Regions from separate parts of the Homo sapiens genome. Here region 2 is linked to region 1. The links are chromatin contacts, found by Hi-C or POLR2A ChIA-PET in ENCODE. All regions are on one chromosome and are shown on one strand. Each heading gives the region's core, a stretch centred on a gene start or an enhancer-like site at or near the end of the contact. The rest is flanking DNA. Distances are from core to core; before and after follow the strand shown. Region 1 overlaps SLC6A6 (solute carrier family 6 member 6). Region 2 overlaps SLC6A6 (solute carrier family 6 member 6).

The links. A loop is a pair of places that touch in the nucleus more often than their neighbours do. ChIA-PET counts read pairs that join two places held with the same protein, here RNA polymerase II (POLR2A). Pooled maps may share reads with other maps.
Region 2: a loop to region 1 is called in a map of heart right ventricle, with 2.4 times the contacts of the local background. The contact joins two enhancer-like sites. A Hi-C loop is called at or near these places in 3 of 168 maps with a recorded cell type or tissue (cardiac septum, heart left ventricle and heart right ventricle) and 5 of 50 pooled maps. POLR2A ChIA-PET finds 5 or more read pairs at or near these places in 5 of 52 experiments (AG04449, HEK293, OCI-LY7 and 2 more).

What each region holds. Positions count from the first base shown.
Region 1 is chr3:14,438,916-14,443,847 of GRCh38, forward strand. SLC6A6 (solute carrier family 6 member 6) reads left to right here. Exons shown (of 15, transcript NM_003043.6): 3 at 4,709-4,932. The coding sequence starts at 4,720. Among named protein-coding and RNA genes, the nearest start is that of SLC6A6, 39 kb to the left of the region's middle. RefSeq lists an enhancer at 482-982. Within about 2 kb of position 1,421, at least 16 of the 41 ENCODE cell types and tissues checked have a DNase peak (open chromatin) inside an H3K27ac peak, as active enhancers do; they include heart right ventricle, where a contact is called at or near this core.
Region 2 is chr3:14,480,074-14,485,332 of GRCh38, forward strand. It overlaps SLC6A6 (solute carrier family 6 member 6), which reads left to right. Exons shown (of 15, transcript NM_003043.6): 14 at 1,598-1,768; 15 at 4,794-5,259. The coding sequence ends at 4,934. Among named protein-coding and RNA genes, the nearest start is that of GRIP2, 58 kb to the right of the region's middle. Within about 2 kb of position 2,409, at least 6 of the 41 ENCODE cell types and tissues checked have a DNase peak (open chromatin) inside an H3K27ac peak, as active enhancers do; they include heart right ventricle, where a contact is called at or near this core.

The DNA.
Region 1 (4,932 bases), core at 171-2,670:
CGAGCCTCTGGGAAGGTTGCCCAGGAAAAATAGAGGCAAGGGCTTGACTTTCCCCAGAGCCTTGGACTGAGGTGGTAGATGCTGGGGGAGGCAGCATCTGCAACTCAACTCAAAGCCCAGCTGGCTGGTGCTCAGGGCACCGGGAGGGATGCAGAGCAAGATATAGGGGTCCCCATTTGCAAGCAGTGCAGAGACCTCTTTCTAAGCTTTGCTCGGTGCCGGAGGCCCAGGTGGCCAGGTGGGAACTCTGGCCTTGAGCCTCTCTCTCCTTTCCACCCGTGTGTGTAGCCTCAGCCAGGCTGCTCGCTTCCCTGCGTGAGCCTCAGCTTCCTTTATCTATAAACTACCAAAGTCTCTTCCACAATAGGAGTGTTGGAGAATAGGAAACTGTGTTCATAAACAGCTCAGCCCCCAGAATAAGTCCTCACAAATCTTAATATTAAACAGGGAGACAGCAAAGGGATATTGTGGCAAGCCATGGCATCGCTGGCACGGGGCTGCACCTGCCTGCGTGTGTGTCAAATCTGACCAGGTGATCTGCAGTTGGTTTCAGGCACAGCTGGCTCTGGCTGTCACCTCTGGAACACAGAGACAAGGAGAATGTTTAGCTGGGCACAGGGAGAGGCTTCATCCCATAGCCTCTGTATCAGTCAATTCTAATCACTTGTAGCTGTAATAACCAAAGAGGAAGCTCTTAAAATGGGGAATTATGTATCTCGGCTGCTGCAAAATAACCCTGGGCCCAGTGCCAAGGAAAACAGCCCTTGTCGGCGGGTGCAGGGACGCCTGTGGAGGAGGACTCGCTCCTGAGTACTCACTGCGCAGCGGGGTGACCACTTGTGTGTGTGTGAGGAAGCTGGGGTGACTGGCCTAATTGCAAGTTTGCAGAGGTGCACAGAGATACTCCGGGGACTCCCTGGAGGGTGTCCTCTGAGGTCAGACTGAGCCGCAGAGGGACAGTGGAGGCTAAGCTCCTAAGGGTTTGGATACATCACGGTCACTGTTACTCCCAGCGGAGTGACCTCAGGGCGTCTCTTGTCATCTCTGGGCCTTATTGATCTCACCCTGGGGAGGATGAAGGCTTTATATACCCCAAGGCCAGGGGTGGACTGGATAGTAGTGATAGCGGTAGTAAGAGGAGATAGTCTCAAGTCATAATGTAGTTGCTGTGCATGGAGTGTGTGCCACATCTTGTTCTAAGCACCTCCTGTGCACCCCCCCTCATTTAACCCTCACAACACTCCCACAGGGAAGGTACAGTTACCCCATTTTACAGATGAGGACACTGAAGACTAGTGGGGTTGAGTGACTTGCCTTAGGTCACCTGTTTGGGGAAGTGACTTTCAGCTTCTGGGTTGAGGCTTATATTCTGGTCCCTGTAGGGGCCAGGGTGCCTGGGGCAGCTGGCAGGGAGCCAGGGGGCTTTTTATACTGCGGCTCCAACAGCCAGTGGGGAAGGTTCAGAGGGGACTGAGCCTGAGCAGTAGGAGGGACTAAAGCAGTTCTGTGTGGCCCGTGTCCCAAGGAGAAGGGGAGAGGGAAGATGGGGCCAGAGGGTCGGCAGGGGCATGTGCTGGGACCTGGTGGGCAATGGTGAGGAGCCTGTGTTTTCTTCTAGGGGTGAGCAAAGGGTTGGGCGGGGGCATGAGGACCTGATTCTGCTTTTTAATCTGCCTTCAGCTGCTGCATTGAGAATAGATCAGGGGCGGGCAGAGTAGCAGCAGGGAGACCTGTGAGGAGGCTGCCACAGATGCCAGTGCAAGGGCTGAGGGGCCTGTAGCTCGTGGTTGCCATGGCGATAGAGAGCTGTGGGTGGATGCCAGGAATGTACAGGCGGGTCTTGCTGGAATGGGCTTCTTCAGGGGCAGGGCTGCTGGCTGTGTGTTCTTCAAGGCAGGTGGACCTGTGACTGCAGCCCCCACAGGTGGAGAGGTGGGTGCACCTTAGAAATGAGGAGTTGGGAGACCCCCACCATGCCAGGCACGTGACAGGTCCCCACTCTGCCCTGTTGAAAACCCCCACCCCCATCCTGGCTCAGCCCCAGGTGGTGGGACGATGGGGTCCTGAGTGTGGAAGGGGGTGGAGGCTTCATTTTGTAGGAAATCAGAGCCTAGAGCAAAGGGACTTGGGGAACCCCAGTTGCTCCTCCTCCATGTTTCTAGAGGGTTCTCGAATATTAGTGTGGCAAGTGGGTCTGTGTGCCCAGAGGGCAGAGCCGGGACTCTCAGGGTAGCCGCAGTGAAGCAGACCCCAGCTCCTAGCGGGGATGGACTTGGCCCATCCCAGCTGCCAATGAGGTCATGAGCTTCTGGGTGAGGAGGCTCCAGGGTCATTTCCTGAGAAACACCTTCACTCGGAGGGAGTTGAGTCTCACATCCTCCAATTATGCGCCCACCGAGCCAGCCCACAATGGGCTGCCCTGATAACCATCGGGGGGCTGTGCAAGTCAATGCTGGAACAATGCTGGCTGCTAGGACTATTTTTACAGTAGCCATTGGCCTGTCGAATCCCGCGCCCGGCCCCGAGGGAGCAGGGCAGAGAAAGGCGGCGCGGATGCTCTGGCAGACAGAGGAAGGGCTCCATGAGCTGCCCAGAGGCTTCAGGAAGCCTTTCTTGGTCTGCTGGCCGCCAGATAGTGAAACAATTGGGGTCCCCCACCCCGAGCCAGGGAGAGGAAGGAGGTGTGGGGGAAACGGGGGTTTTGTTGTGCTTTTGTGCCTCTGTTCCTCGAGCACAGCCCCTGTGGGCCCAGCAGCTGGGGCCAAGCCAGCACATCCCCTCTCCACACCCCAAGTCCTCAGGCAGCTACTGCCTCACCCTGCCTGCAAGGCCCTGAGGCCAAGTGACTCGCCTGGTCACAGGATTGGCAAAGCCAGGGTTTGCAGTTGTCACCAGCTGCCTGTGGATGCCACTCTGGGATCCACCTAACCCAGCAGCTCTTGCCTGACACCCTACTGTGTGCCAGGCATGGCGCCTGGCTCTGGGACACAGTTGTGAGCAAGGCAGGTGTGGTCCTTGTCCCCAGGAGCCTCTATTCTAGTTGAGGAGATAGACGACAGGGAAGCGAGGAATTGAACAAGATACTTTCAGGTAGTGTTTGGTTCTCTGATGAGAAGACAAACTCAGATGCCCACTGGAGCCAGCCAAGCGAGTGTGTCCTGAGCTGGGTGGTGAGCTGGCCAGGGTGTGGTCGTGTGACAAGGGTCACGTGACAAGGTGGTCACATCTGCTCCAGTCAGCAATCGCCATGAGGAGTATGAGCTCACTGTGGTCCAACCTTCCAATTTTTCAAGAGAACTCAGAATTCTTGACTTTTCTCTGAAATCTGATTATTTCAGTGTTGGCCACCAGTTTGATCATGAAGACAAACAAGTTGTGTCCCAGACTGCTTGGCTCTGAGTCAGCCACTTCTGCTGTCATCCTTTTTATTCTGCAGATGGGGAAACTGATGCTCAGAGAGGGGCGAGTAGGCCTAGTAGCTCTGGTTTTCCCAGCTCATCCGTTTTCTGTGTCCCTCTGTTATGTTGTGGGTCAGCCCTTGAAGGCAGGGGACCCAGCCTTGAGCTGTTTCCTCACGCTGTGGGCTAGAAATCAGGATGCTCTTGGTAACCCTTGTCAGTTCTCAGAGAGCCAGGGGTATCCACCTTCTGCACAGACGGCCACACTGGGTGTGACTGTGGCCCTCAGGGTCGAGCTGACAGGGTGAGTGAGCACTTGGGGACCTTAGGAAGTACAGAAAGAAGAGGCTCTGGCCTGGCTGGTGGCAGACCTCCCTCTAGACTGGGAGCCAAGCATAAGTGGGCTGAGGGTAACCATGAACAGCTCCGGGGGCTTAGAGATTTGACCTTCTCTGGGGCCTCCCGTTGGCCAAACCCAACAGGGAGCCGGAGGGCAAGGGAACCTGGCTTATAGGATCTACAGGGTCAGCCCCTGGAATCACAGCAAGCCAGAGGATGGTTAGAGAAGGGTGGACAAATGGGGATGAACAAGCACACTTGCATAATCCTCACCAGTGCAAATCCCTTATTTTTTTCTGCTAGAGATGTGACTGGTTAATAAATTGCACATCTATTTCATAAACATCCATTCTCTATACTTGGATGGCAACCCATCTCAAATATTGTTTCCATTCCAGCCTGAAACCCCATTCCTCGTTCGTTTCCGTCTATCTGTTTTTTTAACTTACAGTTATAAATGGTCATCCCTGTGGGCTGGGCACTGTATTAAGGCATTTGCAAAAGAGGAGCCTCCATTTTTTTAAATACAAATCCAAATTTAGAAAATAGTATCTGTTAATTTCTAGAAACTGCTTGCAGGCTGTTATTTGGCAGATGCCTAGAACTGCCTGGGTGTGTTGTGTTTTGTGAAAGACGATGCTAGGGCTGGGGTGCAGGCTGAAGTGTGACACCCAGACGACAAACCTGGGGGCCTCTGGTGCTTCTCTTCAGCAGGTGCCCGGGGAATGGACCTGCCGATTCTGTGGGTTGCAAGTGTCCACAGCCTGAATCTTGAGGTCCCTGGTCCATGAAGGGGTCTGAATGACTCCTGATGTTGCTGTCAAAGCATTGGACAGACAGGGATGCCAGGCCCCTTGCCACAGGCCCGGGCAGGTGGGAGCCGGCTCGTGGATGAGGAAGCAGAGATTGTGTCTGAGACATACAGGTGGTCCCTCATCAGCTGCAGGATGCTTCTCTTTTGTCCCCCATAGAAAGCAAGGAGATGGCCACCAAGGAGAAGCTGCAGTGTCTGAAAGATTTCCACAAGGACATCCTGAAGCCCTCACCAGGGAAGAGCCCAGGCACGCGGCCTGAGGACGAGGCTGAGGGAAAACCTCCGCAGAGGGAGAAGTGGTCTAGCAAGATCGACTTTGTGCTCTCTGTGGCTGGCGGCTTCGTGGGCTTGGGCAACGTCTGGCGCTTCCCGTACCTCTGC
Region 2 (5,259 bases), core at 1,159-3,658, 42 kb after region 1:
AGTCACTTCCCTCTGTGAGCCTCAGTTTCCCCACTTGTAAAACCAGGAGACTGTGAAGGAGGACCCCGGTGGCAGCTGACGACCTTAGACTGTTACTGTTATTTAATATGCATATGAAGCCTTTTCCTCTGAAGTGCAGACTTTCTCCCACAAAAATAAGTAATGGTAAGAGCCAGTAACCACAACAATTGGTGAGTTTATCTTTGGAGATGAGTTTAGTTGGCCCACCTGTGTTCTCATCCTGGTTTAATGTTTGCTTGTGGGCAGCTCTTCTCAGCACTCTGACCCTCAGTTTCCTTATCTCTCTCCCTGAGGAGCTGGATACGTCAGAGATAGGCTGCATTCCCAGGTGGTGAGATGAGGTCACCCTCATGGAGAGGAATGGGAAACAGGCAGGCACTGGCTCAAGCTCCTCCTGCTTGGGAGGGCCCAGGGCAGCATCTCTTGGGACTCACTCATCTGAGCCACAGCCCTACACGTAGGGACGGGAACAACAGCAGGGCCAGACGTGCAGTTGGTGCCCAGTAAAAGATGCCTGCAGGCTAGTGCTCTCCCTTGCCCATCACCGACTCTGCTTTAGAAAGATGCATCTTCCTGTCAAATCCCAGTTACTAGGTGTTGAAGAGTTAGGCCATTTTCACATTATGGAACAATCAGAGGCCACCCTGGGCCCTCCTCAGAGATGCTGTCATTCTGACTAGAAGCAGAAGCCCCGGGAGCCCCGAGCCAGCCTTAGGTGCTCTTCTCACAGGGAAAGGTGGGCTTTGCTCCCTTTAGAGGCACAGGGCTGACCCCACCCCACCATTCATGCATGCTGATGGCCACTAGCCATTAGCATGGACCCAGGGCTGGGCTGTGGACACCGAACAGGGCAAGGCTCAGGTGCCCAGGCCCCTGCTGCTGGTGGCTCAGAGATAGACATGGAGGGTGGCAGTGGGGGAAGAAAGGCTTTCATCTACGCTGCTAGCACTTATGGTGCACTTGTTGTATGTACCTGGAGCTGCACTGGGTGTTAAAGAACTAGGACAAGACACACACATTCCTACTCTCAGACTCACAGTCTGGCAGAACACGTGTGCCCAAGAGATGGTTACAACCACTCGCTTTCTGGAAGGAGAGGTATGGGTGGTGCCTGGGCAAGTAAGGCAGACCCAGTGGAGCCAAGTTAGGATGAGAAGATGTGGGGGAAAGAGGGCCAGGCAGAGGAAACAGCCCATGCCAAGACCCAGAGTTCAGTGACAGAGGAGCTAGAAGGAATTCTTCAGGGTGGCTGGAGTGTGGACACGGAGGGAGAGTTGAGGCAGATGAGGGAGGAAGGGGTACAGCTTCTGCTGACACTCCCGGCTGCACCGAGGAGTTTGGGCTGCATCTGCTGGCACTGGGAGCCACAGAAGGGTTTTGAGCAGGGAAACGACTTACTGTGTTTTTACCGGGGCGGGGGGGATCCTTATGGCAGCAGAGAGGGGTGTGAGTTCTGAGCCAGTCCTTTCCCAAGGAGAGAGACCCTTCCCTCAGGTTGAGGCCAGTCCTAGTCCCAGAAGCCCCCCACCCCCCGATGCCCAGGACCCCTCTCCTGACTGCCCCCATCTCTCCGCAGGGATGTTTCATCTTCTCGCTCGTCAAGTACGTACCCCTGACCTACAACAAAACATACGTGTACCCCAACTGGGCCATTGGGCTGGGCTGGAGCCTGGCCCTTTCCTCCATGCTCTGCGTTCCCTTGGTCATCGTCATCCGCCTCTGCCAGACTGAGGGGCCGTTCCTTGTGGTAAGTGCTTGGGCCCAGGGCCAGGGGAGGTGGGAGGCGCGAGGCCAAAGGTGATTGTTGTCAGTTTGCTGCGTGATCTCAGGCAAGTCACCTGCCCTCTCTGAGCCATAGTTCCCTCACCCATCCAGTGGTTCAGCTTATGGGCAGCAGAGTGCATTGTGGGAAGACGGGAAGCAAGTAGAGTTCACATGGGAGAAGGCTTTATGGAGACATTGGAAGCCGGGCTGTGGGGTGAGGAGGAACTTGCCAGATGGAGAATGTGAGAGGGAAGGTGTTCCTGGTGTTGGCAGAGTTGGGGTGGGCAGTGAGGCTGGAGAGGTGACTGTAGCTTTGGATGCCAAGCTAAGAGCTGGGGCTTTATCCTGGGACCAGTGGGGCCATGTTCCTGAAGCGGTGGGACAAAGCCAGGAGCCTAGGGAGGAAGCCTGAGCCCCACCCAGATGCCTTCTTTTATTGAGGAGCCAAATTTAGGATCATCCCAGCCCATGCTGGGGTCTTCTCCGGATCTGTGGCGGCAGCCAGACCTCTGCCTCTGTGCCTGCTGGGGCCTCCCCTGGCCCCACCTACCTTCAGCCTCCTCTCAGAAATTCCTCCAACAGCCCTGGAGATCCCAGGCCCTGGCAAAGGCCCTACTCTTTCCAAGAAATTCTTTTCTCAGAATCTCCCTTAACCTTTTGAGCTTGGGCTGGCTCCAAGAGTGCACTGTTTTGTTCTGGGCTGTTTTTATTGTTATTCTCTTTTAAAAATCTGGAGCCAGGATGTCCTGGGGCCCTGGCTCCCTGCTGGGCTGGGTCCTGTTTCCTCCTGGGCAGGGGAATGGCCTGGAGGTGGTGCTGGTGGCAGGGGAGGGAGGGGAGACTGAGGAAGCTGGCAGGGCAGGAGGAAATCCTTGAAACTGGGGGGGCCCCTGGGGTTATCCTGGAGCTTTTGACCCATTCTATTTTTTCAGAGGACAGAGGGCAGCACCCCAACCAGTCTTTAGCCAGAACGCTAAATGGCCCTATGAGCTGTTAACAGACTGAAATACTGGGCCTGGGGACAGGCAGGGAACAGTGACTGTCCCGAGCCCTCCAGGTGACCCCACAATACTCCAGGCCAACCCAACCAGAGTTTCCAGAATGTCCTTACTGTCCAGAAGCCAAAGGGTTCATTAGGGCACAGCAAGGGGTCTCTAAAGGTTCTGATTGGTCTAGGGGTCTCTGCTCTGATTGGTGAGTGCCCAAAGCAATTACATACCATTGGTTCAGGGGGACACCCAACAGGTCACTAACTTGGTGTCCTTCAAAGCCTCATTTTAAAATATTGGTCCAGCCCACATTTAGAAGTTTGGGTGGAGTGGGGTTGGCATGGGGGAAAGAGGTGGGGGAGTGGGTGAGGGCAGGCTTCACCCCACACTGGTACCCCGTCCTCCTGTGCCAGTCTGACTTCACCAAAGGCCCCTGTGAAGGCAGTTGAGCCACCATCTGTCTGTCTTTCTTTATGTGCCCCTCAGGGGCTCCCACCTGCACAAGTCATCAAGGTGTCCTCCCAGCCATGAGCTTCTCTCTGAGCCAGGTTCTGGCAAACCCAGATCTCTGTCCCAGGATGGTTCCAGCTCTGCCTGAGCCTCCTGTGTAGGCAGAGCCCCAAGTGGCTGCCTGGGGGTTTGACTCTCCTCCGCCCTCCCAGGCACAGCCCATTGTATGGATGTGGAGAGGCAAAGTGATGGAGGGAGAGCTGGCAGGTGGCTCAGGTGAGGGAAGTCATGGGGGTAGGGCTGGGAGCAAACTGGAGAAGGTGCTACAAGGAGGGGACCTGGGCCTGGAGTTGCCAGATCTTGCAGCTTTTCAAGAAAAGATGGAAAACTGGATTTAAAAACAAAAAAAATAGAGACAGGGTCTTGCTCCTTTGCCCAGGCTGGAGTGCAGTGGCTCAATCACAGCCTCAAATTCCTGGGCTCAAGCAATCTTCTTTCCTCAGCCTCCCGAGTAACTTGGACTACAGGCACGTACCACCATGCCTGGCTAATTTTTAATTTTTTTTTTTAAGAGTTAGGGTCTCACTGTGTTGCCCAGACTGCCTTTAAATCCTGACCTTGAGCGATCCTCCTGCTTCCCAAAGTGCTGGGATTACCGAAAACTGGGTTTTTAAATGAAATACTGTAGCTTTTAATAAGCAGCTTTTAAAAATTTGTAACATACCTAAGTTGAATATAAATGCCTAGAAAGAGGGCTTGTTGTTTTGTTTGTTTGTCTTTCAACTGCTGGCCTATTCAAGTCTCTGAGTTGACAGTTGGCAAGAGGTGGACTGGGGAGTGGGAGTCTGGTTGAGTCCCAGTTCTGACATGGATTTTCTGGGTATCCTTGGAGAGGGACACTCAACCAACTGTGAGGACAAAACTCACCCTGCTCAGGAGTGATCTAGAATTCCCATGCAGCTCCTATCTCTTGGAAGGGCAGCTCAAATGCGAGCAAGGTTCTCCAAGCCCTTAAGATGTAAACCCTGCTGGGAGGACTGGATGCCTTCAGGAAACTAGGGAAGACCTGTCTCTGCAAGAAGGCAGGAAGTGTAGCTTATGGGAGGCTGAGGAGTTTGGAGTTTCTCCTTGGGGAAGGTGGGAGCCATGGAGGCTGAAGACAGTTGTCCAACTCAGGGCATACAAATGAGAGGAACTCAACTGCTGCTTTGCAAGGCAGAGAAATCAGAGGGAGAGAATCACAGGGAGGCATATTTTAGTTCCATAGAAGAAAAAAAGCACATGAAGGTTGAGTCCCCCATCCCTGTAGGAACGTAAGCAGGGGTTTGGCCAAGGAAGGAAACCACCAACAGGAATTCCGCCTTGAGTCAGGGCCTAGTGGCACCTTAGGAGCGCCTTAGTTCAATTCCATTATTTCCAAAAAGGACAAAAACAGGAGATCAGAGAGGGTGTGAGTTTACCAAAAACCAAACAGCACATGAGCCAATTCAGGAGGAGGCAGATGGCCCTGGCGAAGGGGAGACCAGGCCGCCTGACGTTTCCCCCCTCACTCCTGTCATCCTTCTCCAGAGAGTCAAGTACCTGCTGACCCCAAGGGAACCCAACCGCTGGGCTGTGGAGCGCGAGGGAGCCACACCTTACAACTCTCGCACCGTCATGAACGGCGCTCTCGTGAAACCGACCCACATCATTGTGGAGACCATGATGTGAGCTCTCTCGGGTCGACGGGGCCGGCGGCTTTCCTGCTGTTTACTAACATTAGATTCTCATAGGACCAGGTTTACAGAGCTTTATATTTGCACTAGGATTTTTTTTTTTTTGTAATTGTCACAGAAAATGTAATTGTGGGTATGTGTGCGTGCGTGTGTGTGTGTGTGTGTATCGTGTGTGTGTGTTTTGTTTTGATTTGGGGGATATTTTGTACAAAAAGAAAACCCACGGGAAGATGTCCGTGGAGAGGCAGAGCTTTCATACTGAATTAGATGTATTTTATGGGAATTTGGTAAATTTTTCTTTGTATTTTTTTTTTTACATA